Linked DNA regions of Homo sapiens: region 2 is linked to region 1. Evidence: chromatin loops called from intact Hi-C (ENCODE). Cell type or tissue: ascending aorta. All regions are shown on one strand. Links, peaks and the distances in the headings refer to the core of each region. The heading gives the core; the rest is flanking DNA. Region 1 has its middle 39 kb from the start of TSC22D2. Region 2 has its middle 18 kb from the start of LINC01213.

Evidence for each region. A loop is a pair of places that touch in the nucleus more often than their neighbours do. Peaks named below come from ENCODE experiments on the same cell type or tissue, not always from the same donor. Only the 100,000 strongest peaks of a DNase experiment are listed, where the experiment ranks them.
Region 2: a loop joins it to region 1, with 5 times the contacts of the local background. A loop is called at or near these places in 5 of 110 quality-filtered maps.

What each region holds. Positions count from the first base shown.
Region 1 is chr3:150,360,568-150,377,304 of GRCh38, forward strand. No RefSeq gene overlaps it. Among named protein-coding and RNA genes, the nearest start is that of TSC22D2, 39 kb to the right of the region's middle. RefSeq lists enhancers at 9,468-10,336, 11,295-11,589. In ascending aorta, for the core only: CTCF peaks have their summits at 9,736 and 12,430 (motif pointing right); DNase peaks (open chromatin) are centred at 9,684 and 11,434; H3K4me3 peaks cover 2,363 bases; H3K27ac peaks cover 3,650 bases.
Region 2 is chr3:150,247,847-150,264,583 of GRCh38, forward strand. No RefSeq gene overlaps it. Among named protein-coding and RNA genes, the nearest start is that of LINC01213, 18 kb to the left of the region's middle. In ascending aorta, for the core only: no CTCF peak of the experiment used is centred there; DNase peaks (open chromatin) are centred at 4,777, 5,975, 6,775 and 7,765; H3K4me3 peaks cover 356 bases; H3K27ac peaks cover 5,878 bases.

The sequences.
Region 1 (16,737 bases), core at 5,048-13,047:
TGGCACCCCAAGTTGGTTGTCAACCATTTACCAGCTCATCACTGAATTTAATCCATAGCTATTATATCCTAGATTAAAAACAAAACCGGGCTGGGTGCAGTGGTTCACACCTGTAATCCTAGCACTTTGGGAGGCTGAGGCTGGAGGATCACTTGAGGTCAGGAGTTTGAGACCAGCCTAGCCAGCATGGTGAAACCCCATCTCTACTAAAAATACAAAAATTAGCTGGGTGTGGTGGCACACACCTGTAATCCCAGCAACTTGGGAGGCTGAGGCATGAGAATTGCACAGGTTGCAGTGAGCCTAGATCACGCCACTGCACTACAGCCTAGGTGACAGAGCAAGACTGTCTCAAAAAAACAAAACAACAACAACAAAAAAGCCCTTGTTTTTAAAAGCTTCTAGAGGTGAATACCCAGATGATAATTAAAATTCAATCCAGTGCGTTACAATCTTATCAACGTATTCTTCCTTACTTCTAGGAGCATGAGAGAGATGGTATTGCACAGTGGCTAAAACTCTGGCTTTGGACCTGAACTTGAATCTGAATTTCATGAATTTTAGCTGGTGAGGAAATGCAAATCAAAACCACAATGAGATACCACATCACACTCACTAGGATACCTTAAATAATGTTAACAAGAATGTAGAGAAATGGGAACCCTCATACATTGCTGATAGGTTGTAAAATGATGCAGCCACTTTGGAAAATAGTTTGGCGGTTCTCAAAATGTTAAACATAGAGTTACCACATGATCTAGCATTTCTTCTCCTAGAAATAAACCCAAGAGATCTGAAAACATATGTCTACATGGAAACTTGTACATAAATATTCATAGCAGCATTATTTATAATAGCCAAAAAGTGGAGACAACTCAAATGTTCATCAACTGAAGAGTGAACAAAATGAGGTTATTCATACAATGGAATATTACTCAGCAACAAAGAGAAACAAAGTACTGATATACAATATAACATGAATGAATCTTGAAAACATTACTGAAATGTCCAGAATAGGCAAATCCATACAGAAAGAAAGTAGATTTGTGGTTACCAGGAACTGGCAGAGGTGAGGGGGAATGAAAGGTAGAAGCTAATGTGTACAGGATTTCTTTGGGGGTGATGAAGATGTTCTAAAATTAGATAGTGGTAATTTACAAGTACATGAATATGCTAAAACCCACTGAATTTTATATTTTAAAAGGGTGAATGTTATGGTATGTGAATTATATATCAATAAAGCTGTTATTAAATATATATATGTTGGGTGACCTAGAACAGATTATCTAATATCTCTAAGTATTGCTTTTTTAAATCTCTGTAGGGTTCTGTGAGGCTTTATCAATATATATGAGTTTAATAAATGATAATATATAATCACTATTTTATAAAAATATAAAAATATGTAAAATATATTTATGTAAAATTTTTAATATATAAAATAACAGCAGGCTGGGTACAGTGACTCATGCCTATAATCCCAGCACTTTGGGAGGCCCAGGCAGGTGGATCACTTGAGGTGAGGAGTTCGAGACCAGCCTGGCTCACATGAAACTCTGTCTCTACTAAAGATACAAAAATTAGCCGGGCGTGGTGGTGCATGCCTGTAGTACCAGCTACTCGGGAGGCTGAGGCAGGAGAATTGCTTGAGCCCAGGAGGCAGAAGTTATGGTGAGCTGAGATCGTACCATTGCACTCCAGCTTGGGCAACAAAGCAAGACTCAGTCTCAAAAATAAAAAAATAAAATAAAATAACACCATGCTTGGCACAGAGCAGGCCCTCTGACTATGGTAGCCATTACCTTAAATTCTTTATGCTACAGCAAACTTCCTTTTTTATGTCTTTTTTACAGTGTATAATATTCTCCTCTACATAATTTATTCATCTTATACTTGAAAATCATAATTATTAAGCTAACTCTCAATTCACCTGTCTTTATGTTGAGTAAACCCAGATTTACGACACTTACCTGACTGGTAACTTTACATTTACCTGCTTGCCTTGATTAATGTGTGTCTTGCACTAAACCATGCATGGCCTATGCCTGTTTCTGTTCAACCCTGAGTCACCAGTGCTAGCCCATAGCCAGACACAGTTAGAGCTCAAGAAATAGTTGTTTAATGAATGAATAAATAGATATATCTGCTTATGAGTGGCCTTCCTGTAAAAGGTGGTTCTCATTGAGAGACGGGGTGTGGACAGAAGGCAGGTTGTCATACAGGATACAGGTTGTCATATCTGAATCACCTGCAGTGATTTTTAAAAGTTAGCTGACACCTTCTCCCCAGGGCATACCATACCAGAGCTTACAAGGTGCTACCCCAGGGGCAGCAAGGCCCACCTCACCCAAAATACACCTCAAATAACTAGTCAGTGGTGATGAAAATTTCTTTAATAGGACCCAAAACCTTTCATTCATAATCAGAGATCAAGGTTAAGGTACAAATACCTTCAGCCAGTGTGATATGATAGAAACACCCCTGATTGAACCAGAAGTCAACAAAGCAGGACTTTAGACCTGCCTTGGCTTTGGAAATGGGTAGATGACAGGAAGGGAAGGGGGATAAGTACACAAATACACAGGCTGCTGAGAATCCAAAGGTGTAGAAAAGCAGCAGGCTGCTGAGAATCCAAAGGTGTAGAGAAGCAGAGCAAGGGGCAAGCACAAACAAGATAAGGTACTTAAGGCTTCATCTTCATAATTTTGCTAGCATCAAGCCTACCCTCTCTTGGGCCCAACTGCTTTCTGCTGTCAAGGTGAAAAACTTATCAGTCATACTCCCCAGGTTTAGGAACTGCCTTGGCAACCAGGTTCAGACTACTGACCCACCCAGTGATATTTAAAAAATATAAGCCAGGAGATAGTTTATTGTGTGCTACCCTAATTCTTATGTCCCAACACGTGTTAGTTGTTTTTAAACAGAACCTTAATTGCTAGTTCATGGTCACCTTTTGATCCAGTCTGATTTTCAAGATCCTATGCTGTATTTATACTCTACTTTCTCTTTTCCTGTCTGTGGAGAACAGGATCTTGCTCTGTTGCCCCGTCAGGTCTTGAACTCCTGAGCTCAAGCTATCCTCCTGCCTCTGCCTCCCTAAGTGCTGGGATTACAGGCATGAACCACTGTGCCTGTCTATACTCTACTTTGGACCTTTTAAACTGTGATATATAACAAAGTGCATAGAATACAAATGCATGGTTCAATGAACTTTGCTTGTTAAGTTAACATCTGTGAAACTGATATACAGGTTACATTATATATTACACACATATATTAGAAGATGTATTATATAATATATAAGCATATATAATACATTATATATAAGCATATATAATGCATTATATATAAGTATATATAATATATAAGTATATATTTTATATATAATATATATAAAATGTTACATTAATTTTATCACATGTAAGTTAAATTTCAATAGGAATTTTTTTTGTTGTTGCTTTTGTTTTTGTTTTTGTTTCTGAAACAGAGTCTCTGTTGCCCAGGCTGGAGGGCAGTGGCTCAATCTCAGCTCACTGCAACATCCTCCTCCCAGGTTCCAGCGATTTTTGTACCTCATCTTCCTGGGTAGCTGGGATTACAGGTGTGTACCACCATGCCCAGTTAATTTTTGTATTTTTAGTAGAGACGGGCTTTCGCCATGTTGGCCAGGCTAGTCTTGAACTCCTGGGCTCAAGTGATCAACCCACGTCGGCTTCCCAAAGTGCTGGCATTACAGGAGTGAGCCACCATGCCTGGCCAATAGGAATGATTTTTAAAGGAAACAACAAAAAAAAGAAATGATATATTGTAAACACCTCCGAAAGCCCCCACCCATAGCCCCTTTCCAATCACAACCTGTATATAATCCTCCCTAAAGAAACCATTATTCTGACATTTATGGTATTCACTTTTCTTACTTTTCTTTATGTATTTACCTCCTAAGTAATCATCCCTAAAACAAATAGCTTAACTCTGCCTCCCTTTGAACTTCACATAAATAGATTCATACTATATATATTCCTTTGTGTGGGACCTTTTCCACTCAACATTGTTTTTAAGCCTCATCCACATTATTGCCTGTAGCTATATTTTGTTGATTTTCACTTAACGTACAGTATGCTAGTGAATGAATCTTCCACAATTTTCTTACCGTTGAGGGATACTTGTTTCTGGTTTCAGGTTTTTATGAGTAATACTGCTATGAACATTGATGTACATATTTTTCGATGTACATGTGCACTTATTTCTGGTGTGTGCATATAAGGGTAGGATGTTGATAATCTATCTGGTGGTATGTGTAACTTCACCTTTACTAGGTAATGTAAAACTGTTTTCTGAAAACTGATTGTACCAATTTATGTTCTGACAGCAGTGTATGAGACACTTGGTACTATCAGATTTCAATTTTAGCTGATCTCATGAAAAGTAGAATCTCATTATAATTTTAATATGCATTTTTAAATGCATAAAAAACATATCCATGGTTTTTTGGTGGGGGTGGGGGTACACTTTCTTTCCTAGTATTAATTCTTCCTGAACATGTCTCTGATGATTTCCTTCCTACCTGCCAGCATGTATTCATTATCTATTTCTACATGACAAATTATAGCAAAACTTAGTGGCTTAGCACAATAAACATTATCTCACACCCCCATGCGTGTAGGTCAGGAATCGGGCAGTGCCTTAGCTGGTTGGTTCTGGCTCAGGGTCTCTCATGAGGTTGCAGTTAAGATGTCTTCCAGGGCTGCATTCACCTGAAGGCTTATCTGGGGCCCAGGGATTCTCTTCTAAGGTAGCTCATGTACGTGTCTTGCAAATTATGGCTGATTGTTGGCAGGAGGACTCAATTTCTGTTCACATGGGAATCTCATAGGGCTACTCGAGCGTCTTCATGACATGGCAGCTGACTTCTCCCTAAATGAGTCATCCAAGAGAAAGATCAAAAAGTAAACCACAATGCCTCTTATGATCTGGCCTTAGAAGCCACTTCAGCCATATACTGTTCACTAGAAAAGAGGTGCCAACTACTGTACAGCTCACACACAAGGAAAGGGGAATTAGGCTCCATTTTTTTTAAAAGACAGAATACCAAAGAATTTATGAATATGTTTCAAAACCACCAGACAAAAAATTCAAAATCTCCTGATTTTCATCATTTGGCAAGCACTAAAATAATTATTAATTCAAGCATTAATAAAGTAATTTTAATCCAATAATTTTTAAATTAGTGGGTGAAAGTTTTGATGAGAAACAGGAAATGTGCATAGTCTCAAAGTATCTTCTCAAAAAATATGTATTAGTTGCAAAAGGAATCACAATAACTTTATAGTGTAAAACTTTATAGTGTAAAACCTGGGCAAAAAAATTTTGACCAAGTTATCAAAATTAACATTACCAGTAATGAGACATAACAATACCATATGATTTTCAATACAATGGACTGAGAACACATAACATCATTTCTATGGTATTCATGCCAAAAATGCATAACTAAATTTAATCATGAGGAATATTAGATAAACTAAACCCAGGTTGATGAACATTCTACAAAATAACTGGATAGTAGTCTTCATTAGCGTGAAGGTCATGAAAAACAAAGAAGAGTTGAGATATTGATTAAAGGAGACTAACAAGACATGACAACTAAAAGCAAGGTATGATCCTGGACCAGAAAATGTACACTAATCAGACAACAAGGAACATCTGTATAAAGTCAGTTGATTAATTAAAAGCGTATCAATCTTAATGTCCTGATTTTATTTATTTATTTAGAGACAGAGTCTCACTTTGTCACCCAGGGTGGAGTGCAGTGGCCTGATGACGGCTCACAGCAAACTCGATCTCCCAGGCTCAAGTGATCCTCCCACCTCAACCCCCTCCTCCAGTAGCTGAGACTACAGGCACACACCACCATGCTCAACTAACTTTTTAATTTTTTGTAGAGATGGGGTCTTCCTATGTTGCTTGGGCTGATCTCTTAACTCCTGGCCTCAAGTGTTCCTCCCACTTTGGCCTCCTAACGTGCTGAGATTACAGGTGTGAGCCACCGGGCCCAGTCAATGTCTTGATTTTAAAAATTATACTGTGGTTATATAGCATGTTAACATTTGAGGAAGCTGGGTAAAGAGTATATAAGAATTTCTTGCATTATTCCTGAAATTTTTTCATAAATCTGAAATCATTTCAAAGTGAAAACCAAAAAAAATTATTATGTCTGAATATGTAATAATATATAATAAATATGTCTTGGCCGAGTGCAGTGGTTCCTGCCTGTAATCCGAGCACTTTGGGAGACCGAGGCAGGCAGATCACCTGAGGTCAGAGTTCAAGACCAGCCTGGCCAACATGGCAAAACCCATCTCTACTAAAAATGCAAAACTTAGCCAGGCATGGTGGCGCACACCTGTAATCCCAGCTACTTGGGAGGCTGAGGCATGAGAATTGCTGAACCCAGGAGGTGGAGGTTGTAGTGAGATTGCACCACTGCACTGCAGCCTGGATGACAGAGTGAGACTCTGTCTCAAAAAATATATATACATGATCAGTGAAAAATATGAGTGATACAATCACATCAGAAGCTCACTAGTCTCTAACGTGGGTAGCTACTGTAAAGAACTACCGTAGTTTTCTATACGGCCTCCATCTTTCCTTGTCTCTAATTCTACCATGCCCTCCTTGTGATCCAACACCAGCTGTCTGTCTAAAACATATATCTGATTCTGTCAATCTCCTCATTAAAATCTGTCAATGGCTTCTCATATCTTAGGATAAATTGATCTTCCCTAGCAGGGAATCCTCATATGAATCCTTAGCCATAACTACATGGAATTGAACACATTCCCTAAGGCACACCATGGGTCTCCCACCTCTGGGTCTTTGCATATTTTATTCTGTCTTTTTTGCCTGGAAAAGTCCTGATTTTTCTTAGAGACTAATCGCTAATGTCTATTTGTGAAGCTTTTCTGTACCCCTTCTCTCTCCAAATAGAGTGCGTTATTATATATCTGTTGTCTCCTACAGCACTTGTAGGGATTTCCCTCGCAGCGTTTGTTGTACTGTGTTGTAAGTAGGTACTTATACACCTGGGTCTTGTTTTGGTTTGTTTGGTTTTGATTTTTTTTTCCCTGAGTACTGTTAGGTTCTAGAAGGCAAATTCTTAAGCTATATTCATTCCCAGTACCTGGCACAGGAACAGACAAATGGTAGGTCTATTAGTTGTTTGTTGCTATGTTAACAAAATACCCCAAATATTAGCAGCTTAAAGCAACCAACATTAACTGTGTCATACAGTTTCTGAGAGTCAGGAATCTAGGAGCAGCTTTGATGAGTGGGTTCTCAGGGTCTTTCACAAGGCTCAATTCAAGGTGCCAGCCAAGGCTGCATCATCCAAAGACTTGGCTGAGGCTGCTGAATCTGCTTCTAAGCTGGTTTACTCACAGAACTGTTGACAAAAAGCATTGGATTCTCTTTGGCTGTTGGCAGAGGCCCTCAGTTCCACATGGCCCTGTCTATAGGTCACTGAATGTCTTCATGAGATGGCAGCTGGCTTCCTCCAGAGGAAGTGATCCAAGAGAGAACAAGGCAGAAGCCACAGTTTCTCCAATCATCTATCTCAGAAGTGACATACCATCACTCTGCCGTATGCTATTGGACCCACAGAACACCACTGACAAATGTCCAAGGGCACTTACCCAGCATGCATACCAGGAAGGAGGGAGTCATCAGGGGCCATCTTGGAGGCTGACTACCACAGTCGGCACTCATTCAACATCTGAATGAGCGAATGAAGTGATCTCCTCAGGACCACATCCCAAAGCACTTGTCAGTGAAGAACCAAAGTGAACTCATTTATCTTACAGAAGTCTTGGGTATAAAAATCCATCCCGGCCGGGCGCGGTGGCTCACGCCTGTAATCCCAGCACTTTGGGAGGCCGAGGCGGGTGGATCATGAGGTCAGGAGATCGAGACCATCCTGGCTAACAAGGTGAAACCCCGTCTCTACTAAAAATACGAAAAATTAGCCGGGCGCGGTGGTGGGCGCCTGTAGTCCCAGCTACTCGGGAGGCTGAGGCAGGAGAATGGCGTGAACCCGGGAAGCGGAGCTTGCAGTGAGCCGAGATTGCGCCACTGCAGTCCGCAGTCCGGCCTGGGCGACAGAGCGAGACTCCGTCTCAAAAAAAAAAAAAAAAAAAAAAAAATCCATCCCCAGTCACTGATTAGGACCACAAACAGCACATGAGAGAAGTTCCCATACCTTATTTACTGACTCTCTGAATAGAAGGACCTTGCAATTTTTCAGCAATATAAACTCAGAGCAGGGAAGATGGGATGATTCACCCGAGGTCACTGAGAAGATCAGATGACCCAGGAGGTCATCTGATTAGGATCCAGGTCTTAATCAGGAGTAGACTCCCTGCCCATTGAGAGTTATTGGAGTGAATTTTAGAGGAGCACACCTTTTGGGGGCTGTTGAGTTGCTTATAATGCTGAGTCTACTTCTATCTTCATTAAAGGGAGATGCATGGGTCCAGGGAATGGCCAACTCATAGCACATCAATATGTTAAGCTTTTCCCCTTTCTAATTTTAAGATGAGACACATTTCCACTACTTCCTATTCTCTGCTATAAAAGCAAACAAATAACTGACCATCCCGTCATATTTTTATAAAATATTCTATATTACTTAATAGCTATTTACCCTCAAGGAGGATTCATGGCCTCATCCCTTATTCTTGTCTTTTTGTCTCACACTAGTTCCCTGTATGGGCTGTCCTTTCCTTAACTTCTAATATCAACCTCTTGTTGTTCTACCAGTTCTGTTAGTTCCAGCCAAGTCTCTCCTCCTTCAAGAAGATTCCCTGATCATTTGCTTCAGGGGATTTGTTTCCTTATTAGAACAACCCTATTTTACCATTTGTTTCACTCTTAGGACATTTGACTTTTTTTTTTTTCTTTTTTTTGAGACGGAGTTTCCCTCTTGTTGCCCAGGCTGGAGTGCAATGGTGTGATCTCGGCTCACTGCAACCTCTGCCTCTCGGGTTCAAGCGATTCTCCTGCCTCAGTCTCCCAAGTAGCTGAGATTACAGGCATGTGCCACCACACCCAGCTAATTTTACATATTTTTTTTAGTAGAGACAGGGTTTCTCCATGTTGGTCAGGCTGGTCTCGAACTCCTGACCTCAGGTGATCTGCCCACCTTGGCCTCCCAAAGTGCTGGGATTACAAGCATGAGCCACTGCACCTGGCCTTGACTTCACTTTTTAAGTATTTAGGTACATGCTGGATGTGTCATACATATTTTTATTCTCTGTGTCCCCAGGAATAAATGAATACATTTGATTTCCTTTAATAGAATAAGAATTTAAATAAACCACAGAGGCTCTTTATACTTAAAAACTCTGGGGTAAATTTTCTTGCAATATTCAAACTGTTTTTCAGTCTTTGTTTGTTTTGCTTTTTATTGTGATTTCCGATTTTTAAAATTATTATATTTTTGAAGGCAGGATGCCCATACTGTGAAATTAACAGGTTACATATGTGCAGTATTGATACACTTCCCCTTTAACAAAATTTAATTCACTAATCACATGCATTTCTAAAGCCCTTTGAAAATGTGTGTCATGCTTATGGGTGGCCACATTCCAGAGGGCTGAATATGTGCTAGAAAAGGAGAGGAGGCTTGGGGGTGGGGAGAAAACCCTTACAAGGCAAGAGAACTGAGCATGTGCAAGACTCCTTACTAAACGAAGGAGGGCAGAGGAGTGCCGTTTTGGAAATATCAAGGGGAATGAAAAGAGAAAGAGAATTGACGGGAGAGAGAGGAATCTGCCCACACTCAGGGGATCATCCAGAATTCACAGATGAACAGGGTGCACTCAAGGAAGACTGCCCCTCCATCAGAGCACCACCCCTCAGTGACTGCTGACGTGTAAGACACTTCCAGCATCTTTTTACCAGGCCCCACCCTTGGGGATGCCCAGACCAAGATATCACTCTTTGCACTAAGTGACTCCTGAGATACCAGCCCTTTACCTGACTTACATTCTGTCATCCTGCATCAGAATTGTTTCGAATTTTTAGAGGTATTGTGTTATAATGGTGTTCAATGAAGTTGGAAGAATTCTGGCTCTGCTGCTTAGAAACTGGCAAGTTACCTGATTTCTTGGGACCTCCATTCTCTCATCTGTAAATTAGGACTAATAATACCTACAATGCAGGATATTTGTTAGGATTACACATTAGTTGGTACTCAATAAATGGCAGCTATTGAAAAGCAGTGTAGTATGGTGGTTAAAAGCATGGAGTCTGGATCTAGACAGAGGTTGAATCCTTGCTTTGTTACCTACTGTCTGTGTGACTGATTTTCTATGTGTCTCATTTTCCTAATCTATCAAGTGGGGATAATAATGGCACAGTTTCTATCTCGTAGAGTTGATGAAGAGATATGATGGTTATAATTCAGAGTCTGTCAGATAAAAAGCATTTAGTAGATGGAAGTAGCAGTGGTAGTATCAACAGCAGGAGTAGTAATAATTGTTGTTGTTATTATTATTACAAAATATACAGTGCAAGGCAACAGTTAAGACTGTGTGCTGTGGTGCTGAACCACTTGGATTCACATCCTGGTTCTACTCCTTTCCAGTTTTGTGATCTCACAGTCTCCATTCCCTCATCCTTAACCTGGGAATAATAATAGTATTGCCTTCATAGGATTTAATGAATTAATATATGTAAATTACTTCGAACCTGATAATAAACAATAAATAGTAAACAATAAATTTTAGCCAGAACAGTGATGGTAAACAATAAATAGTAAACAATAAAGGTTAGCCATTATATTCCCAAATTTCAATCAGCTATTGCTCCAGGATTTAGGCATTTCTGTGGGTAGTTTTAAAGTTTGATATCTTATACAATTAAATCAAATGTATGTATTATGTGGTGATTAACCTGTATACCAGTTCCCTGGGAAATAAACGGGCTTTCAGCCATAAAAGGTTTTCAGCTGGGTCCCCGCTGACCATCTCTTCAGTTTCTATGTGTATAGCAGATGGTGGACTGCATTTTTTTAAAGTATTGCTTCTAAAGGGAAGACTATAAAGTTCTTAGAAAAATAAAATGCTCTAATTACAAGAGAATGCCATTGTCTCGGCTGTCTCACCCCACATCTTAATGACCGATACTGTGGAATATGACACAAAGGGAAGAGATCTCATAATTAGGCACATTGGAGAATCTCCTCGTGTGCTACAGACTGTGATTTCCAGTGACACACCAAAAGCCAGCCACTATAAATCCCTTTTTACTTTTCTCTCTGGCTGTACTGCAGTAACAGCACAAGTCGTTCGTTCAGATACCGGAAAGGCTTACAGTCCAGGAAACTTTTTTTTCTTGTCTCCAGCCAATAATCTTGTAGCATGGTGATGTCACCCCACAGTTATGCAATATGACTTAACTGTTGGATAGGTGACAGGAATTCCACGGACACCAAGATCACAATGAAATTGCTTAGCTGCTAAATTAGTCATATTGTACATTAGAGATAAGTCACTTTTAAAAAAGCTGTGATTAACTGCCAGTTCAAATAGTACTATTCTTTGGGTAGGGAAGTCAGGACCCCATCACTCATAGTTTAAATGATCCCATCCAGTTATTCCAGCATCTGAGTAATACAAACAAGGTAGTTATCAAACTTCACAATATCACAGGCCACTTGAAAAGGGACCCAGTGTGAAAAGGAAACACTTTCTATCCTCTATATTTAGGAGGAATTTTGTACAAAATTTCCTGATTGTCTTCCAAAATTAGTAATTTTAATCTCTTGATGACTTTCCTAATCGAAATAGGATGAGAGTAGGATCCTGTTCCTCAATGATGACAAGGATTGTTTAGTATTGTTTTCTTTTTCTCACACAAACTGGGCTCTGTCCTACAAGTCAACTACACTGTGAAAGGGGACTTTTTACTGACCACAAGCCATGATGAGGTAGATGTCACTTATTCTACAATATCGATTGTTAGAATAATCCTTAAATCTTCCCATTTTTAACACATGTGTTAGAAAAACTTAGAAAACACTGAAAAGTACAAAAATAAGCAAAGCCCCCACAGTCCCATCCTTCCCAAAACAACCATAACTAAAACTTGGTTGTAATTTCTTCTAGCCTCAACAAAGATTGAATAAATACAACAGCCTAACAAACTTCTTGCCTGGCAGTGTGCTGAGTGCTGGGCATAGAAAGATAAATAAGACTTCATCACTGCCCCTCAGGAAGTACACAGCTTACTGTAATGGGGTATGTAAACACAAAAAAGGCATTTAGCCCAGGCTGCAGAGAACGGAATGTGGGGTGGAGAAGATGCAAGGGATTATCAGAGCAGATTAGAGAAATCCTAGAGTGGGACTATTCAAAGTTTTGTCCACTAGGTGACTGCAGATTTTACAAGCAACCAATAGAAACTGAGAGTCCTCATTTAAAATTTTCAGAGCAATTTGACAGAGTAACTGTAATTCTGTTGAATCTAATAATTTTTAAAATTGGGTTTGTCTTTTATATTTTTTATCTCATTTTTGTTGTATTTATTTTTATTGTATTTTCAAAAATATCAGTCCACAATGGATTGGAGATTTAAAAATATATAAAACTCTATTCTCATGATGAAGAGTTTGAAAACCACTATACTCAGAGATTCAATAGCTTAGCCAAGTGTAGGGTGACCAACCATCCGGTTTGTGCTAAAACTGGGAAAGTTACAAGCAAATCAGGTGAATTGGCCACCTTAAAAGTGTTTATTTCTAAGAAATAATTATCTTCATGAGTGAATAGATGAGATGAAGGGGAAGCAATCATCATCAAAGAAATAATAGAAGAAAAATTCTCTCAACTGAAAAGAGGTCAGTCATTAGGTCAAAAGGGTTCACTAACGGGCAGCCAAGATTAAAAAGAGTGCTGCAGCTAGCTGTACTTTCTAAATTTCAAGGGCCAAGACAAAAATCCTATATGATTACACAAATTGAGATGAACAAAATAATCAGGTGGTGAAACAGTATTTTCATTTCTAGTGAAATGAAATTTCTAACGAAAATGCTACATTTCTTTAACAAAAAAGATGCTTGCTTTCACTTTCTAAATTGAGAGAAAAGAAATAAGGAAGAATCGTCCTTTATATACAAATGTAACAATGAGGGTAATAAAAGGAAAACAGAAAACAATACCAGGGAAGAGTAACATGAGAAGATGCTAATATTAAGAATTAACATAATTTTTTTGATTTGGCTTCAAATTTGGCTCTCAGCTTCCTGGCTGGGGAAGAAGAGGTTAGAAATCACAATCATTAAAATTGTTGCTATGATGATGAAGGAAGAAGCATATATGTTTCTCAGCAAGACATGTTTTCCTGGTACTGAAATCTAAAACAAATTCAAAGAGTTTAATATTGGGGGCATTAAGTGGTGTGGTAGAGCTACCCTCGATAGCATTTCTACAGTAAACGTAGGAGTGAATTTCACATACCTGCTTCTTGCAGGGATCCTCAGGTCAGTGAAATCAAGATGTCTAAGCACATTATAGCCTATATACCTTATTTGATTCAAGGATAGAACTTAAGAGTACCCTAGAAGAGTAGGTAAGTGGCGTGTCACTTAGTATTCTCTGATTATTTCTCTCAGCCAGGCTTGTAAAATAATAGGTAATTTGAGGTCTCCTAATATCTGAAAGTAAGTTACTCTGGTGCTCTCTATCGCTGATTGAGGGTATACAAAACTTCCAGTTTCACAGGAGATACAATTGGACTTTGTTTACTTTCAGCACTGATATTAGCATTGGACATCAATTCTGTGCGAGATTAGGCTATTATGCTTCACATAATGAATATTATTTTAGTAGGTGTAAAAAGCCTTTAACATTCTTACTGGTTTTATTCCTCCTCTGGCACTCTCAATAAACTTAATAAATATTGTAGCACTTTCATTAATGCAAATGGCATTGTTTATCAAAATATTGTTATAATACCCAGTTCTCATAATTTTAAGTTAGAAAAACTTTCTTCATATGTAATCTGTTTGAATGAGCAAGAATCAGTTTGCAAATCAAGTATGTACATTATGATCAATTTTCAGAAAGTATGTATTTGTATGTATGTATTTCATAAATTGTATAATATCTACAAATATATAAGCACAGAAAAAGCATTAGAGAGATGCCTAATGTTAGCCCTGATTATCTCTGGGTGACAAGATTTAGATGACCTATTTTTTTCTTTTTACTTTTCCATATGTTTAAGTGTTCTACAATTAAACTAGTATTATCTTTGCAAGAAGAAAAATAATATCATTGTTTACTTAAAGGCATGTAGGGGTGAAAGCAATTAATGTCTCTATATCATCCCTAAGGCAAATCAGTCAGGTGATCATGCTGCCCTCTCAGGGCTTATATGTTGATTTTAAGAATTGCATAGTTTAAGAAACAGCACAATTTGGGCCAGACACAGTGAGCAACTTTGCCACTTTTGCAGCTATTTGACTTTGGGCAAATGTTTAAACTTTTGATTCTCTGGTTCTTCATCTTCAAAATGGAAACTGGATTGTTTTAAGCATAAATGAAATCTCTGATATAAAGTGCCTGGAATGAAATAGGTGCTCAATAAATATTATATGCTTATTTGCTGGCCCCATTCCTGAAAGTGTTAGACCTGGTTCTACAAGTGTTAGTGCTCTTCCCTACAGTGGCTTTATGCAAACCTGGCTTCAGTCCAATACAAGTATTGGAGGAATAAGGAGACTTAGTCTCATTTTTCCCTTGTTCACTACTTTAGAGATGAGAAAGGGAGGAAAAGGAAGACTTACTGCGGATCTACTAAATATCAGGCACTATGTTACGTGTGTTACTTTGCTTAAGGAAGGTTCTCTATTTTTTCCCAAACACTTAAACATCTGTGAAGTGTCTCAAGTTTCTACCTTATTAATACATTTATCTCTGGAGAACTATTTACATTATATCACCACTCATACTAAAGCAGTTTCGTTATTCCTGTTTTTATCCTCAAAGACTCTTAGCTGTGACATAGAGGTTTGGTGAGTTAGGTCACCATCACAGTTAGGTCACATTTTTAGAACTTCATTTCATAGCATTTGGAACCCTAGAAGTGTATATTTTATTTTTCTATCCCTTTATTTGCATGTCAGTATGTCTCCAGTCTTTATTTTTTACATTAATTGGGCACTATTCTGTCTCTTTAATATATGGTAAATGTGCCTTGTTTAAATGAACCTCATTCTGTGTGGAAAAAGTTAGACAGAAAGCTAATGAAATGGGTATCTCCAATCACCAGTCCTCAGTTTTGAAAATTTGACTAAATTAACCTTACTAAAAAGAACTGAATCTCATCAAATTTACAACACTGGAAAACATTCCACTATGAGAATGTTTCTGGGTCTGTGACAATTCATTTTCTATATAACTTTGCCTCAATATTTCAGACAGAGACAGTTAAGCAATTGTAGAGAGGCCTGCAGCATTTGGGAATGGGGCCTCCCTTCCTAATGATCTATTGCAGTTGTATTGCACATGGATTGCACAACAAAGGTTTCTATTTTCCTACTTTTTTTCTTTATCACGTGCCAACTAAGCCTTTTTTTCTACACTCCCTTAAAATCTGACCCTTTCTCATCTTCTATGCTTTTGTCTTCCTGAGGTGAAAACCCTAAGAAGGCAAATTACTAATTGCATCCCTCAAAGCCTCAAATAAATATGATGTAATTAGCCACACAAACATGACCTGCATCTTTTCCCCTGAAAGCTTTCCCAGCTATTTGTCCACTAAAGCATGGTTTTCTGCAAACTCATTTCCCAGGAAATGTCCTCGAATGGCATGTGATCTTTCCATTTTAGACAAACTGCCTTGATCAGGTGTCACCCAACTGACCTGCTTTTTTTCTGCCTTTATTTCCAACACAGTGTTGTCTCTACAGACTATCAACTAAGTCCTGGTTTTTCCTCACAGAATTCCATTCTCAGCCCTATCCCTACACCACAGTTGACACATGCACTAGTTGGTTAACATATGTTTTATTACTCCCTCATGATTCTCACTGGACCTCTGAGTGACCTTGAAGTGCTGTGGTCATTTCCCCAGTGCTTTCCTCCAATACTTTGGTGGTATGGAGCTTGGCTTCAGGTTTGTTGTCATCTCATTTACTTGTTTAGTTTCCAGTTGGCTGGGAGCCAGCACTCTGCACTCTGCTCCATGCTTACGTTGCAAGCTACCTATCCAGGTCACAATTTTTATTTTTGTGTCTCTCACTATTTGAGGGAGTAAATCCAACACAAAGCAGTGAAGGTGAATGACAAGGGAAGAAATTAACAAGGGCTCTGGGATGCTCTTAGAGCATGAATTGCAGAGCAGAAGAGGTCCTAGATGCCAGCTAGTCCAATTCTATCATTTTCCAGGCAGAGTTGATACCTCCGAGTTTAAAGTCATAAGCCATTCAAATAAATTAATACAAGAGCTGCCAGGAGGAACATTTCCAAGTGGTTGAAATCTTTGACTTTGAAATCATGTAGACCTGGGTTAAAATCCCAAGCTGTGTGGCCTTGTACAATTAATGTAAACGCACAAATCCATAGTATTCTAATCTATTAAAATGGGGATAATAACAACTGTCTTACTGGGTTAAGCTGAATATATGATTGCTATTCATTTTTAACCAAAAACCACCTCTATTGATTTTTAGTCAAA
Region 2 (16,737 bases), core at 2,961-10,960, 110 kb before region 1:
AGACTCCTTGGTTTCCAAGAGAAATGAGTTCAAGTCCTTGGAGGGCCTCTAATTTGATGTTTGAATGGGAACCAGAGTGCTCAAGTTTGAATCCTACCTCTACCACTTCACCTTGGGCAGGTTCCTTCACCTTTCTTTTTCTTCTCCGCAAAATAGATGTGACCCATTCTAGGACTGTTGTAATAATTAAATGGGAAAATACATATATACTGGCAATAGTAATTATTGTTAATTGTGTCCTATATAAAATGAAGTTCAATGAAAGACTCTCTTTGTTTCTTTCTAATGCTAACATTCTGTGATTATCTTAAAAGTACCTGAGATGAGATATCCCTGGTTCATTCCTTTTGCTCTTAACAGCATCTAAACATTTATAATTTTGGATTTCTATACAGAACTAGCTGTTTGATTGAAAGTGTGACCTGTGTGTCTATTTTCACTTCCGTTTTTATGCCTGTTAAAATCTCTGATGATATTCGTGCACTAGCTCAGGTAAAAGACAACTACTTTCATCTAACCACTTCAACATTTGTAATCAGTGTTAACTAGGGAGGGAAACTTGAAGATTTCACTTGCCTATTTTCACTCAGTCCTACCTTTCACAGAGAGCTCATTCAGGAAGGGATGAATTGAGGCTGAAAGGGGCACACATAAATGTGAATATAGTCACATGACAGGAGAATTCTAGATTTAGAAGTTCAACGTGGGGATTACACTTGCTGAAAATAATCTTAATGTATATTTTAGTGGTAAATTGTTAACATTCTTTCCATATTTCCTGACCTCAGCTATTCCCTTTCCTCCGCTGTGGTTAAGGGTAAAATTCAGGAATGGATAACTTTCAGAGAACCAAGGAGACAGGATTTTGCCTGTGGTCAGGAAAAAAAAAAAAAGAGAGAGAGAAAGAAAGAAAGAAATTTCAGTTGCTTCAAAGCTGGTTTGTGAGAGGTCAGGGGTGGGGAAGGCAGAGGGAGGAGGCCTCTCCAGGGGCCCAGCCGAGGCTCCAGCTCCCTTTTTGTTTTAATCTGGTTTGTGGTCCTGCTGGCCCAGGGAAAACACGGACTTGTACTAATGTAGCCCAGGAAAAATATTGGAAGGAAAAAAGCTTAGACACTTTGTATAAACTACAGAAAATAAAAGCAATAAACTGCACAAGCAGATGAGACTTTCCTGATGGAAGTACTGTGATTTCTCAAAGCCAATAAAAAAGTCCTCAAATACATCCTCAAAGAAACTTGATTGTTTATTGTGGTGTCACATTTATGACCCACGTAAGTAGCAGTCAACTAATATCTTTATAAAACTCTGATTTATAGGTACTTTGATTGGGCTTTTCTGCTTACTGGGACCCCAAATGTGACAGGACCACCTCCCTATTTGCGTGAGGAATTCTTGTTGTTATTGAGGACTGTGGATGCCCAGTAACCAAGATGGTTGCTGTTGATGACAGTTTTACATATTCCATTTTTCCGAGGGGCAAAAGTCACATGCATATGACTGAATTCTTGGTAGAAGCTCTTTCAATTTTCTTTATGGTGATAATCAGAGACAAAGAATTTCCTTTGGAAAAGATCTCTAATAAAATTATGAATAAATCACTTGGACTGATCCCAAATGGAGAAATCAATTTGATTTGTAGAAGCTAAGCCCTTTAGATTCTTCTGCAACATTTTGGTAAACTCATTTTTTAAAAACAGCAGCACACCACAAGTTGGTCCTGTAAATCATGTAGATCACTAGATTTGGGAGACTAGAGGACTAGGAAAAAATGATGACAGTAATCCAGCAAATGTTTAATTTCTACCCCACCCCCAAAAGGAACAACTACCCTTTCAGAGCCAAGTCCTGACTTCAGGGCTGCCCACAGTCTTGCTCTCTGAAAGCCCTGTAGAAAATTAGAGGGGTGGAAGGCAATCATTTAAAATAGATCACATTCAGTTTTATTAAAAAACCAAAACAGCTGGGGTATTGATTTGCAAGCTCTGTAATGCCATTGGTATGCCCAACCTGGCCAAGATATTAAAAAGATATTTAAGGAAATGTCACTAAGTGTCTCAGGCACAAGTTTTGGCATATTCAACCAGCATTGTGGTGCTGTGGGTAATTCGTCTTCCTTTATGTTTTGCTATGCAGCACAGGGGGAGGGGACATTTACAAAATGATTTACTGTGACACATCCATTATAATGAAAGCATGTGCCGCTTGCCAGCACTCCTGGCCCATCTTCTCCCTCCCAGATGCTCGGCCATATGTCCCATGCTTGGCGTGAGCGACAGTTGTGTTGATAGAGAAGGAGTCCTGGGATCTCGGTGTTTTTAACAGAAATCCCAGAAAGCTCTGAGGTTGCTGGCTCAGGTAAGAAAAGCAGCAGGAAAGGGCCCATTGTTTGGGACTAAGTGTTTTTAAAGATGCTTCAGTGGTATAACCACAGGATGGAGTGAGATTTACTGTCTCCTCAAGGCCAGGAGGATTGCTGAGAGAGGAGCTCAAGCTTCACTTGGGGAGCTTTCCACTGTTGCTGGCTTCCCAGCTCAAGTTCTCTTTCCTTCCTCACCCCTCCGCAAGATAACTGGCTGCTCTCTGCTCTATCTTCCAGCAACAGCCCATTCCTCAGTTACCAGGACCTTGCATCCAAATTCGAGCGGCACGCATTACTGCTTCGTGAAAGCAGCTGCTACTTTGACCATGTGGATCTCCTGGCTCCCTAACTATTGCAACCCTAGCTTAATTGCCTCTGCTCCTGGAATAAAATCAGCACTTATTGAACACCTGCATATGGAAGACATCATGCTAGGCCCTGTGAAAGAAAGAAAGAAATTTGGTATACAGTTGGTTTTGCCTTGAAAAGTTTACCATCTAGTTGTGAATTAGTACTCCCATCTATGTCCTGGCAAACCTTGGACAAATTTCTTAACCTCTTTGCACCTTGATTTCTCCATCTGTAAAAGAGAGGATAATAGTATATAGGATTGATGTAAATCAATTAATATGTATAAAATGCTTAAACTAGTACATGACACATAATAATCACTCAGTAAATGTTAGCTAAATTTGGCCCCTAGTTGGAGGAAAGAAAGAGGGAAAAAAGAGGAATAAAATTAGATTTATGTGCTGTATCTTGTAATAAAATTTTATATATGTTCACTGAATTCTCACAATACCATGTAAGGTAGATATTACTGTTACTCTTTAATTTTTAGTAAATTGAGGCTCTGCTAGGTTAATACTTTGTCCAGGTGTTCAATGTTGACAAAGCTTACAGTCAAGGCCAAAACTACTTAGTGCCACAGCCCATGATTTTGAAAAGACAAATAATTTAAAATTTAAATAATGTTTACAAGACACTAGAGGTTGTCTAGCAAAGGTCAATCTCTGATTGATTTCCCAATAAATTGCATGAGAAGACATTGCCTAAGAGTTCACTTCGATATGGAGCTGGCAACCGCAGGGAGCTCTTCCCACCACTAGACCTGAATGAAGCATCGAGGAGCCATTCTTGGAAGCCAGGGAGGGGAGTGGAATGGAAAGGGCTGCCTGGCAGGAGCTGTATCTCTGGGTAGAGGGACACAGCCAACCTGCAGGAACCAGCAGAGAAGGGGCCAGGAACATACTCTGATCTTACCTCCTCCTTCCTCTCTCCTGCCAGTACTCTTGGGTAAGCAAGCCCTTTGCTGCTGTCTAAATAGGTCATCCTCCCTGGGCAGAGAACAGGATGGAAAAGAGTAGAGAGAGGACCTGGGGGTGCAAATGTAAGATATCCAACACAGGAAGTTTGTTATAAGATTAGATAACTTACATGGCACTGTGTCTGCTACACAGAAGATACTGACCACCTGATGGTTACTATTATTTCTTATTATTTGTCCTGCTTTGGTTGGCTTGGTATTTATGTGTCCAGTTCAGATCCTCTGGCCTCACCGCAAACAAAAGAGTTTTCTAATCCCTGTAGTAGCATGAGAAGTGACTCACTAAAAAGTCAATTAAGTTTCTTGTCTACAATCTTTTGCCTCTATTTTTTTTAAAGGAAGCTTTCAAATGGGGTTGGGGGTGGGGAACTTGGAAATCATTTTTTTAAACACAAGCTTTGTGATTTGTCTTATTGGAAGTTCTTAACAGAGGAAAGGGGCCTGTTTGTTTAGATTGCTATGCAACAGGAGGCATTGAGTAAATGGTTTCCCAGTTTTTATTATTTTAAACTTCACCCGGAGAAAATTGATCCAAGTTTAAGAAAGACAGGAGGAATGGAATATAGACTCTAATGTTTCCAAAATTCTAAATGGCACTGCAAATAATAGAACCCTAAAACAAACATTCACAAACAGAAAATTACCTTTGTATTTCTCACTTTCAAGGTAAAATCCGTAGAAAATATGTCTTCATCTATTCAAACAGAATTTTTTCCAGCTAATTTATACACTACATGCTAAATAATGACAGAAAGTTGAAAGTTTATCACTTTCTACCAAATATCAGCAAAAGGTTAAGTTGCTGTAGAATAATTACTTTTTATCTCCATTTTTCACCCACAACATGCAGAAAGCACAACTAGGCAGAAGCCATCATTGACCAAGAGGAAAGAGGGGCAGATGCCTCCTAAAATTCTTTCCCTATCTCAAACTCAGTCACCAGTTTTTACAAAAGCTTCACATTCCCCCATCGAGCTATTTTTCATTAGGCCAAGAGGTTTTGGGTTGATATTCATGTTGGTGCTGGCTCTATCAGGCTGGCAGGCTTAAGGCAGTTTCTGAATTTCCTGTTCAAGTTAGAGGGGAAAATGCACATGCGTCCAGTGCCCTGAACTTGGTGAAATCAGACATCTGGAAGCCAATGGTGGGGAAAGAGAGCAAAGGTTACAAGAAAAATAACACTCAGTAGCAACCAGCAAAACAAACTTTTGTCTGGAGCAACAAGAAGGCACAGCAAACACATCAGCCCATGTGGCACCAGCTCATCTTCTTAAAAACAGTGTCTTACTGCTTCTCCTAATGTCAGGAGTTCCAAAAACATAAAGAAGTAAATAAAAATAATTAAAATGCCTCTACCCAATAATTAAATGCCACTACCCTAACACTGTGATATATTTCCTTCTAGTTTTTTACACACACATATTCTATAGGTATATGTACATAAGTAAGATTGCAAAGAAATACGAAGGATATTTTAAAACTAAAAAACAGAATTATTTTATACTTGCAGTTTTATGTGTTGTATTTTAAGTCTACATTATTTTTACACATTTCCTTATATCATTACATATTGTCAGAATGGCTATTTTTTAAATTAGCTACGTAATAGTTCATCCTACAGATGTAGCATAATTTGACCAAGCTCTTGTTGTTGGCATTCACGCTGTTTCCAATTTTTTTACTGTTATGAATAATATTTTGAAGAATATCTTTGTAATTCTGCCTGCAGAATAAATTCCTAGAAGTGAAATTACTGGGTGAAAAGCACTCACTTAAAACATAAAGCCCAATCTGCCATCTAGAAAAGTTATGTCAAGCCTTGGTCTTGTGAGTAGTTTAGGAAAATATCTATTTTACTACACCCTATCGATCCTGAGAATTACCACCTTTAAAACTCTTGGCCTATTTGAGAGGTGGAAATGGTGTCTTAATATTTAAAATTTTTATTTTTCTTACTTAATAATAGTCTGAACATGTACTGACCATGCCAAATCAGTTTTTGTCATCTTTGAAAACATTGACTTCCTTTTGACTGGACTTTAAAGTGCCAGTTCCCGCAGAAAAGTCAACTTCCATGGACGTGTGAACACAGCCCTCTTAATATAAATATTACCAACTCCATATCAGTCTTAATTTTAATAATAACGCCAAACAATGGATTCTTTTCTGTCACGTTTTGCAATATAATCATGTCAGTTTTCAAAGGCTGGTACACCCTGGAATTACAAACACAGTCTGTGGCAAGAGATATTGGCAGCTCTCCAACCCAGAATGACAAGCAAGCATCCCTTCATTCTGAGCCCACAGGATGATGGTGCAGGGACAGGGGACCTAGTGACATGGGTATCCATTGGCAACCTGACACTCGTTGACCCCTCACATGTCAGAGTTCCTAACTTTCATGCCAAGGACCCCTCTGACAGGTGAGGTCTACAGATCCCTTCTTAGAATAATGCCTTTAACAGCTTAAAATAAATACATACATAGAATTATAAAATAATCCAATTATATTGAAATATGATTATCAAAACATTTATAAAAATCTGTGGTATAGTAATATAGGTGCTTATTAAGCACTATTTAACAAAATCTAGCAGCAGATCTAAAAACTACCATCACAGCAAAGTGATAAAAAAGGTAAAGATATTTCAAGATACCTGCAACAGCTAATACAATGTGAAAATGTTTATTTCTATTAGTGACAAAGTCCAAAGACTGCAAACACTGTTGTGGTTTGTTGCCTACATTCATAATGAAGGTAATGATGCATTTCAGTGAGAGTTCAGTAAAAGATGTAATTTTTTTTTCCTGTCCTGGAATGCCTGAGTTCTCTTCATGGACCCTAGGTTAATAACCCGTAGTCACATGAAGTGTTCTGAAAGTAGAAAGTTATGTAAATGCATTTATTTCCACCTCCTCCCACTACTAAGAAATGTTACATTTTCTCTGGGTCCTATTTTTTTTCTTTGCTCTAATTACTACCATTCTGGGAAGCTGTTGGAACAGTGCAGTAGGGTTGGCTACAGTGGAAGAGCTTAGTCAAAGTGTTGAAGTCACCATGTTAAAAATACCTTACTTGATGAAGTTGCAGACCTGTGCTCTCTGATCACGTGCCACACGTAGCACCATTATACCACGCTGTGATTTAACAACCCATGTCTGAGAGTCAGAAGCTCAGGGTTCTAGCTACAGCTTTGTCACTAAGCAGCTGTGTGACTGTGAAAAGGCCCCTTGACATTCCTGAGCCTTAGATTTTCATAACTAAAAAAAAAAAAAAAAATTGGAAAAGACCATCTCCCGTTTCAAGTTCTCACAATATTTGACTTTAAAACTTTGTAACTTCCATTGTATTTTGATGATGAGTGTATCCTTCCAGAAGAGTTCTTTAGCATCCAGAACAGACAGATAGGCTTACCTGTTGTCTAAAATAAAGTTTCAATCCCCTTTTTTGTCCCTGCCAGTCTCTCTTTTCCATTTTTCCCTCATCCTCTTTGTAAAACAAACGTGTTCTTTTCCTTAAAGCAACAGAACCTGAATTCTTCTGTTGGTTCTAAAGCAGAACTTAAAGTTTCTCTGGATCTTCTGTTTGTCACACGACTTCCCCAGTCACGTCTGAATGCCCAGGCCAGCCAGTGTCAATTTCAGTGTTGGTTCCAATGTTCCCAAATCTCCGCTCATAGAGCATTCTTCCTTCCTCTTTAGGTAAGCTTTCCTAGGTCTTAGGCAGGGATTTCTTAACTTTCTATGTGTTGCTTCACTGAACAAGGTAAAGTATTCTGTTCTCCTACTCACATAGAATTCACAGAGTAAATATTTCTCAGAGATTTTCCTTCCTAATCACGCAGCATTTTTAAACACTTGGCATTGTGCTCCGTTCAAGTTGTCGAGCCCAGATTCAGGGAGAGCCCAGAGCTTTTGGTGTCAGAGTGAACAGGAGTGCTGGGTGAATGAGGCGGCCTGGCAGGGACACCATAGGCCTGTTGGACCCTAAGAATACTGACAAGGCTGAAGAGAAAGACACAGAGGCAGCCTGCTCTTGGCAAGCCCAGGCAGGGTTCCCTTTGATGTGAAGTCTTGCTTGATATTGCTTTGTGTGTCTGCATTTGTCCTTGGCAGGCGGAAGGCAGTTCCTTTCCAACAATGAGGTGCCCTTGTGTATTGCTGCCATCCACCAAAACAGTGATGCATGCAAGCAGCTCCCAGGGTGATGAGGTAGGCAGAGTGAGGTTGAGGCTGGTGAAGGGGGTGGGGAGGACACTCAAGGAGAACCCAAGTGCCAAGGTGAAGATGTTAGCAAAGAAGCTGTGACAGGCCTGAAACTCTGCACCAGGGCTCTCAAAACATTTCACTGATTTCACCTTGAAGTAGGAACAATTTGAGAGGGATACAGAGTAATTAGGAGCAAAATGTTGAAAGTGATTTCTTTTGATTGAAATACAAAGAGGTTTAGAAATGCTGCCTGCAATTGCCTCAAGTTAGTCTGGGTCAAATACTAGCCTGTGAATGTTAATCATTACAGTTGGGTCTGTGGACATCATTAGTGCTGTTCTCTAAATATTTCCAGTTCCCCTTCCTCTCAAACACAAGGTAGATTGTATGTAATTCCTGGTCTCTTTGGTCAGAACCATGTGACTAGTTCTAGCCAATGAACAGAAGTGATGTGGGTCTCTTCCTGGCTGGAATATTGAATTATTGATGCAAGACGCTCCAGAACTCTTCCTCTCTGGAATGAGGGTCACTGGTATGGGGACTCTATTATGTCAAAGTCCTCCTGCCAACCCACATGGGAGAAGTAACATAAGCAAGAAATCAACATTTTTGGTTTAAAGCCACTGAGATTTGACTGTTGTTCATTATAGCAGCATAACCTAGATTATTGTTAACTGCTGCAGGCCCCAAAGACTCCTTTCCTTATCCAATTGCTCTCACAGAGATTAGATAGTGAAATGATCCTTGACTTCTTTGAGAAAGTACTCCTGCCTTATTTAAGCAAGGAGCTCTCACAGCCAGGGAATTTCTCCTAGGGAGTAGCACTGGAAGTCAACTGTCTGTGGTTGATTCTCAAAACCTCAAGCTTTGGGAAGCCCAAGATGTTGTAGATAAGAGCCATAATAGGTCCCAAGAAAGAAGCCAGAAGATGCTCGTTGAGTCTTGCTTAGCCTAAAAGAAGCCATGAGAGAAATTCACCAACAGACTGCGTTAAGTGTCTATTTGCATATATTTCTGGGGTCAGAGGTTGTAGTCCCTAAGCAGCTTTTAATGTAAGAGTGGAAAAAGTGAAAAAAGAAGAATATGGTTAGAGAAAACTCAGACTCTAAAGGACCTAGAAAGAATACTGGCTAAAAATCAGAAGAAACACAGTTTGTACTGAACAGAAAATAATTTGCAGCCCTGGTAAGGCACAGAAGAACGGACATTGATTGGCGCTTCCTGTGAGGAGCGTGAGAGCTGCAATTAATCCGGAAATGCTTCAGGGAGGTGTTGTTTTAAAGAACGACTTGACATTTAGAGGGAAAGATAGAATGGTGGGTCAGAAGAAGGACAGGCAATACAGCCTGCAGCCCTTCCTGGAAAAGGACTCAGATACAGGTCAAGGTGGCTTTACAAATGGTTTTTTTGTTTGTTTGTTTGTTTGTTTGTTTGTTTGTTTGTTTGTTTGTTTTGAGGCACAGTCTCACTTTGTCACCCAGGCTGGAATGCAGTGGCATGATCTTGGCTCACTGCAGCCTCTGCCTCCTGGGTTTAAGCAATTCTCATGCCTCAGCCTCCCCAGTAGCTGGGACTACAGGTGGGCGTCACCACACCTAGCTAATTTTTGTATTTTTAGTAGAGATGGGGTTTCACCATGTTGGCCAGGCTGGTCTCGAACTCCTGGCCTCAAGTGATCTGTCTGTCTCGGCCTCCCAAAGTGCTGGGATTACAAGTGTGAGCCACTGTACCTGGCCAGATCAAACTTCTATAATGACCATTTGTAAGCCAGTCATGGTGACTGACACCTGTAATCCCAGTTCTTTGGGAGGCCAAGGTGGGTGGATCACTTGAGGCCAGGAGTTTGAGACCAGCCTAGCCAACATGGTGAAACCCCATCTTTACTGAAAATACAAACAATTAGCCAGGTGTGGTGGCAGGCACCTGTAATCCCAGCTATTCGGGAGGCTGAGGCAGGAGAATCACTTGAATCCGGGAGGCAGGGGTTGCAGTGAGCCAAGATCGCGCCATTGCACTTCAGCCTAGGCAACAAGAGTGAATCTCTGTCTCAAAAAAAAAAAAAAAAGTTTGATCTGAGGGACTCAGTGGGGTGTTACATTTTCAGGTAAGTTGAGAAGAGAAAAGTCAGGTGGCCTGAGGTGGACTGATAAGAGAAAGAATTTTTAAAATAACTAATGCTGGCCGGGTATGGTGGCTCACACCTGTAATCCCAGCACTTTGGGAGGCTAAAGCAGGAGGATGATTTGAGACCAGGAGTTGTAGATCAGCCTGGGCAACATAGTGAGAGTCCATCTCTAAAACAGTAATAATCATAAATGAGCCAGGTATGGTGTAGCTCATCTGCAGTCCTAGCTACTTGGGAGGCTGAAGCAAGAGAATTGCTTGAGCCTGGGATTTCAAGGCTGCCGTGAGCTAGGATCACACCACTGCACTCCAGCCTGGACAACAGAGCAAGACCTCATCTCTAAAAATAAAAATAAAAAATAAAAGTAACTAATGTGAATAGAAGTAGTCCAGGCAAAATGCTTCAGGAAAGGGCAACAGGCCAAAGTGACAAAATATGATATCAGCAGAAGCATTAATACCTGGAATGAGGGTGGCTTTGGGACCTGAGATGCCAAGAAAGAGAAAACTGCATGCTTCTGTATGAAGGAGGACTGGCTAGTTACAGTTATGTGACTGAGAGTGCTAACTGTCCTCCAATACCCATTCGCACCTTCTTCTTCAGGAGGGAACCCCCAGTTTTCCCCTAAGTACATAGCTGCTCAGAATAAAGATTGCATTTCTCAGTTTTCTCTTCAAATAGGTATGACCACAGGGAACAAAGGGACATAACAAAATTTCACATGTGACTTCCTTAAAGAGAGGGACATATGTTCTTACTTTTCTTTCTCCCTTTCTCCTGGCCGGAATGTAGTATAAGAGAGTGAGCTAGAGCAGTCATCTTGGGCAATGAAGTGTAAGCGTGTGTCAAGAATAGCAGAACTGTAAGAGAGAAAGGGCCTGGATTCCTGATGGTCTTAGAGCCACTATCCCTGGACTACTTACTCCTGAACTTTTTTATGTGAGAAACAAAGAATGAAATGTTTACTTTAAAAAAAATTTTTTTTTTTGAGACAGGATCTTGTTTTGTTGCCCAGGCTGGAGTGCAGTGGCATGATCATGGCTCACTGCAGCCTCGGTCTCCCAGGCTCAGATGATCCTCCCACCTCAGCCTTCCCCAGTAGCTGGGACTACAGGCACATGCTACCATGTCTGGCTAATTTTTGTGGGGTTTGCTTGTTGGTTGTAGAGACAGGGTTTTGCAATGTTGCTCATTCTGGGAAATGTCTACTTAATTTAAGTTGCTTGTATGTTGAGTTTTCTATCTCTTACAGCTTAACCTCATCTTTACTGATTCAAGAAGTTATCCCCACTAGTAAAATTACAGATGCTTTTTATTTCCTTCTTTATAATTTTCTGTATTTCCTAAGTTTTCTACAATGAATATATATACATATATATATATATATATATATATATATATATATATATATATATATTTGTAAATTGGCAAAAAAACAACGGTTTCTTTTTTTAGGTAAGTAAGGGAGAGGCTGGAGGACAAGGCCTGAATTGACACAGACTGAAAGGCACTTTGATGCCCTTTGTAGTATAAAAGAGCTTTGGACTTGAAGTATTTTTCTTCAGTCCCACATTGACTTGCCTTTGAATGGCTTTCACCTTCTGCCATGCAAGTTTCCTCATCTTTTGTTCCTGTAAAGATTTGGTGCAGGAAATAGAAAAGGGTTTAGGTATCTCGAGTAGAAGGGAATTTAATACAGGGAATGGGGTGCTGCAAAATTGTTGGAAGAGCCGTAGAAATGCATGTGAAGAGGTCCTATTAGACTTACAGATCATGCTGATGCTAGGTTATAAGGTTATAACCCTGAAGCTATGAACCAGAGGTCAGGAAATCATTGTCAACACGCATAGGTCAAGAAACTGCTGCCAGTTTCACAGTTGCTTCACATTCATGAAGCTGGTCACTATAGGGTGATTGTGAAGTCTGTCCACTACAAAATGCATTTCTGCCAGGGCTTACCACTGCCATAGAAATAAAAACGGGCTCCACCAGCATTTCACTTTCCAAATCTCATGGGAAGGATCTTATTTCCTGGACTTCACCTCAAACCCTGGCAGCAAGGGAGCCTGAGAAATGTAGTTGTTAGCCTTCCAGCCCCTATGACACAAGAGTGTGTAGAAGGGGGTAGATGTGAACAGTGAGTGCCAAAAGAGCATGTCTGGCTTATCTCTAAGCTGTCAGACATTCTCAATACCTTTTTTGATGGCTCTCCTGCTTATGTATTTTTCTATAGCCAATTAAAAACTATTGTTGTACAGTTATTATGTGCTAACACTGTGTTAGGCACTTCAGAATGTACAGAATGATAGCATGGTTTGGATCACCTGACACCTCATCCACTCAAAAAACTTATGTTTAATGTCTATCAGGTACTCAGAAAACCATCAATAGCTCCTCGTTATCTATCAAACAAAGTCCAAGGGCCTTAATTTAAACCTAACAGACTCTCCATGTTTTCATGACCTCAACTCATGTTTTAAACCTTATCTCTCATTTCTCTGCTTATTGAGCTCTTGTGGACCAGGAAAACTGGATGATTTTCTCTTCTTTATACATGAGCCTCTTTTCTGCCATCAGCACTTTAGTTACAATGTTTTTCCTCCCCAGAATGTCCTTCTTTCCATCTCCCTATGGTAAAGTGCTGCTGGCCCCTTAATGTCCAGCTCACATGTCACATCCACTGTGAAGCCTTTCCTGACGCAGGACAGCTGGAGATACTCCTTTCTTCCCAGAATCTTGGGAACTTGTTTTAATCTCCTGTGTGAGATTTAGAACGGTCTATCCTCAATTACGGTTTTTTGTTGTTTTTTTTTTGTATAAACATTATTTCTTCCAAAGTAGACCCTGGTCCACAGAGGAAAGGAAATTATTTCTTATTTATTTTTGATCCCCCACATAGTGCCATGGTGCTTATTGAATGAATAAATGTAAAACCAGAGGACAGGCTTTGCTCTCAAATAATTTATAATCTAATAGCAAAAATATAAAAAGCACCAATCACTCTATGAATAGTATCTAAAATTCTTTGTCCAGAATTTCACACTTCCCAGATAACTGACATCCCAGTTCTTAATTCTTTAATTTTCTGTGAGAATAAATAAGCTTTTTTGTTATTGCCACATGTCAATCATCTTTCATTTCCTGTTATTCTTTCAATTAAGTGTAATTTGTGTCATGTAATTTTCCATTTGCTACTAAACCACCAATAAGATGAAAATGTCTCCTTATGTCTATAGCAATAAAAACAATTCTCAAAGTGTGTTTCTGTGTTTCTAATGTAAACCAACAATTAGTGCAAACGATGTAGCTTGAGTATAAATGATGAAGAACATATTCACAGATGTATTTAAAAATTTCACATAGGGAAACTCCATTCACCAACTCTCTTCATTTATTAACACCTCCAACTATAAAGGAAGTCATAAACCTTAGTTCTTTGTAACCAAGCAAATACCTTAAACATAGAATTGGACATAAAAGCATTATAATTAAATTGTACCTTTTTCTTCCAAACATAGAATTACCCTTTATTAAAACAACAGTGTTTATAAATGTTCTGGTTTCCTTTCTCAGATATGTTTTCTATGTTCCTCCAGTTCAACTAGTACATAGCTTCTTCAAGGGAAGGCACATATGTTTCTTCCCTTGAGCTTGAGCTTTTAACCTCTAGTGTCTAGTCCATCACACCAAGTATTCTGGTCTTCAAGCAGTGAAAGTTTAAGTAATGCTTGATATTAGGTTGGTGCAAAAGTAATTGCGTTTTTTGGCCCATATTTTGATGTCAAATAATTAGTACTGAAAATAGAATGAAATAAGTTGTCATTGATTTCTTTGTTCAAAGTTGTCCCTCCAAATATTACCTAAGCAACTACTATTCGCTGTTCAATAAAAGGATTTTTTTTCTAAATATTTCTAAATTTAGACCCAAGTCTGTTATGTAAAAGATAACATGATCAGGGGCTACAAAATGAGTAGGCTGATAGCCAGCAAACTACATAAATATGGGCTGTAAATACCATCATAGAGATAAAGACAAACTCTAAGGGAAGATAGTGGAAAGAATAATTACCTCTTCTTGGGGCTCACCTCCACCAGTCTAACCACCAGTGATCATTTGTCTAACAGGCACATGTCTTGGTTATGCTTCTGAATTTTTATAAGGAGTGCTTAACCCTACTCTCTCCCTGGTTGGTTGTCAAAGCCTATGTATCTGTCCTTATCAACAATGCAGGCTTTTGTGCTCCAGGTAAGATTGTGTTAGAGATTACAGCCTTTAACTCCCTGTGGTCCCATTCTTATTCAATGTCCAGCTGTGAGAAATAATATTTATGGAAAGTGGTTCAAGGGCATTGCTGTTCATACATGACTCTAGATAAGCTAAATGTTACTGTTGGATTAAACTAGATCATAACAAGGCTTTGTACTTGAATACGTTGTTTTGATTTCCCGTAGACCTGCCTTCTCCCAATTTGTGCCTTGGTCTAAGCCATCAGCCTACAGAGAGAACCATGAAACTCCATGATACATGATAGAACTCACTGCTATATTTACTGTATAGATTGACATTAGGGTATGGTCTGATGTATCACACAGTATCTTCATTTGATGACACCCAGGAATGAGGTTGCTCAATATCAGGAAAAACTGTTCATATCCTTTGTAAAAGATACTAACCTAATGCCATCCCCAAGACCCTCCTTTGCCCTCCTTGCTCTAAAAAGGCCAAAATGGCAGACACTAATTTAGCAGTCTCTCTTGTAGACAGGGTGTTCATATGATCCAGTTCTGGCCATGAAACATAAAAGGAAGTCTACAAGGGGGCTTTTAAGGTGGCAATTGCTTCCTGATGAAAGCTACAGATGGAGAAGAGCTCTCTAGTCTTCTCCCTGCCTTGGTCATGGATATGATGCCACAAGTTAGCAGTTCACTTGAGACAATGAAGTTACAAGTATGACGGAAACCAACATCCTAAGGATAGCAGAGATGACAGATAGAAAAAACCCACATCATTGATAATATGACTGAATTATCTCTGGGCTTCTTGCTATGTTAGAAAAAAATCCTAACAATGCCCGTAAGCCACTCCTAGTTAGGTGTTCTGTTACTTGCAACCTAATGTATCCTAACCAATAATCTAACAACCAGATTAGTTTTTATTTTATGGATTGTTATTAGTCTTGCAATTAAGCCTACTTCATCTTAACTTTAGCCACCAGGAAGTTACAAAATTGTACCCTATGTCTACCATGACACTATAAGTTCTGCTAGTTCAACTTCCTCAATCCTAAACATGGGTTGATGTTTATTTTCCTAAAATATTTATTTTGTTTTTTTGTATTATATGTACTTTTATATGTCAAAATTTTTCTAGAGGATGGCAAGGTGTAAATAAACTTATAAACAAACCCCCCAAAATTTAACTCCACTGGAGGATTGAGAAAGTAGTTGGTTTATTAAAGTTTCACAGGAGGATGACATCTGGGTCCCACTCTTTAGTCCAATTCACGAATTCAAACCATTCCTAAGGTTTTAACTGAAGTGAATTTGTATGTAGTTTAAACAGTGGCCTATTAAAAATTATGCATCTATTAAATTCAGCACTTACTATAGGATCTTAAACTAGGGGGCCCACAATTGAACTTGAGGAAATCTATAAACTCCATGACGTAAGCAAAATTTTTATTTTACACACAAATGTGTAGTTTCCTGGGTGAAGCTCTGAGGCTTTCATCAGATTCACAAAGAAGTCTATTATCCCAAAAAAGTTATGACCTACTGGGCTAAGTTACATTTGCCTTTTTTGAGTCCCTGTCTCCCAAATCACCATTTTATTCATCTGGGTTTTTGCTTTCTGTCAAGACCCTAAGGTCTATCAGAAGGCTGATGCCTGCATCATTCTGAGAGTGCACATTCAATAAATGTTAGTTGACTTGTATTGATATTTAATTATTTACAGTGCTTTTGGTGTCTTTTGGAATAGCAGTGTCTGGTTGATCATTCTAAAGGCTCTGAATCCTCAGTTGCATCCCAGTGGGCTTAGTGTGTTGTAAACACACAAATCAAAGTAGTGTGAGGGAGGAGAAAAATCATTCCTTTCTAGGATAATGCATTTTTCATGAGAAACAGGTCATTACAGAACCAACCATTGCACCCATGCGTGCTCTCATTCTACCTCTTCATCTCTTCTCTCTTTTCGTATTATCTCACCTCCTCCCCCTTCCCTCACTGTGTTCCCCTTCCACTTTATTATCCTGTATTTGATTATTTTACCATCTCCTTCTTTAGTATATTTTAATGACTTCTACATAATATACGTCTTTGAACTACTTTCCTGTGTCTTTGAACTACCTGACTCTCTGTTCCCTTTTTCCTTATGTGGCACCTGTCTCTTCTTCAGCTGCTGTACATGATACTTTCATGCTCCAAATTGATCCATTGCATATTTTCACAAATTTCAAATTCCTGACACATAAAAAGACAATATTCATACCCTGTTTTACCATGATATTTTGGTTCTCCCTGAAGATTTAATTTTATTGCAATTTTAATCTTTTTCCTATTCCCTTTCACATCTGAATATAGACCCAATAATTCACTTGTACCAATTTTCTAGTTATGCGAATTCTGTGGAAATTTCCACCCAGTTGATACATGTGAAGTGATCAATTCATCACATTTCATAGTTCAACTTTCTCTTCCCTGGTTAAAATTAAAAGT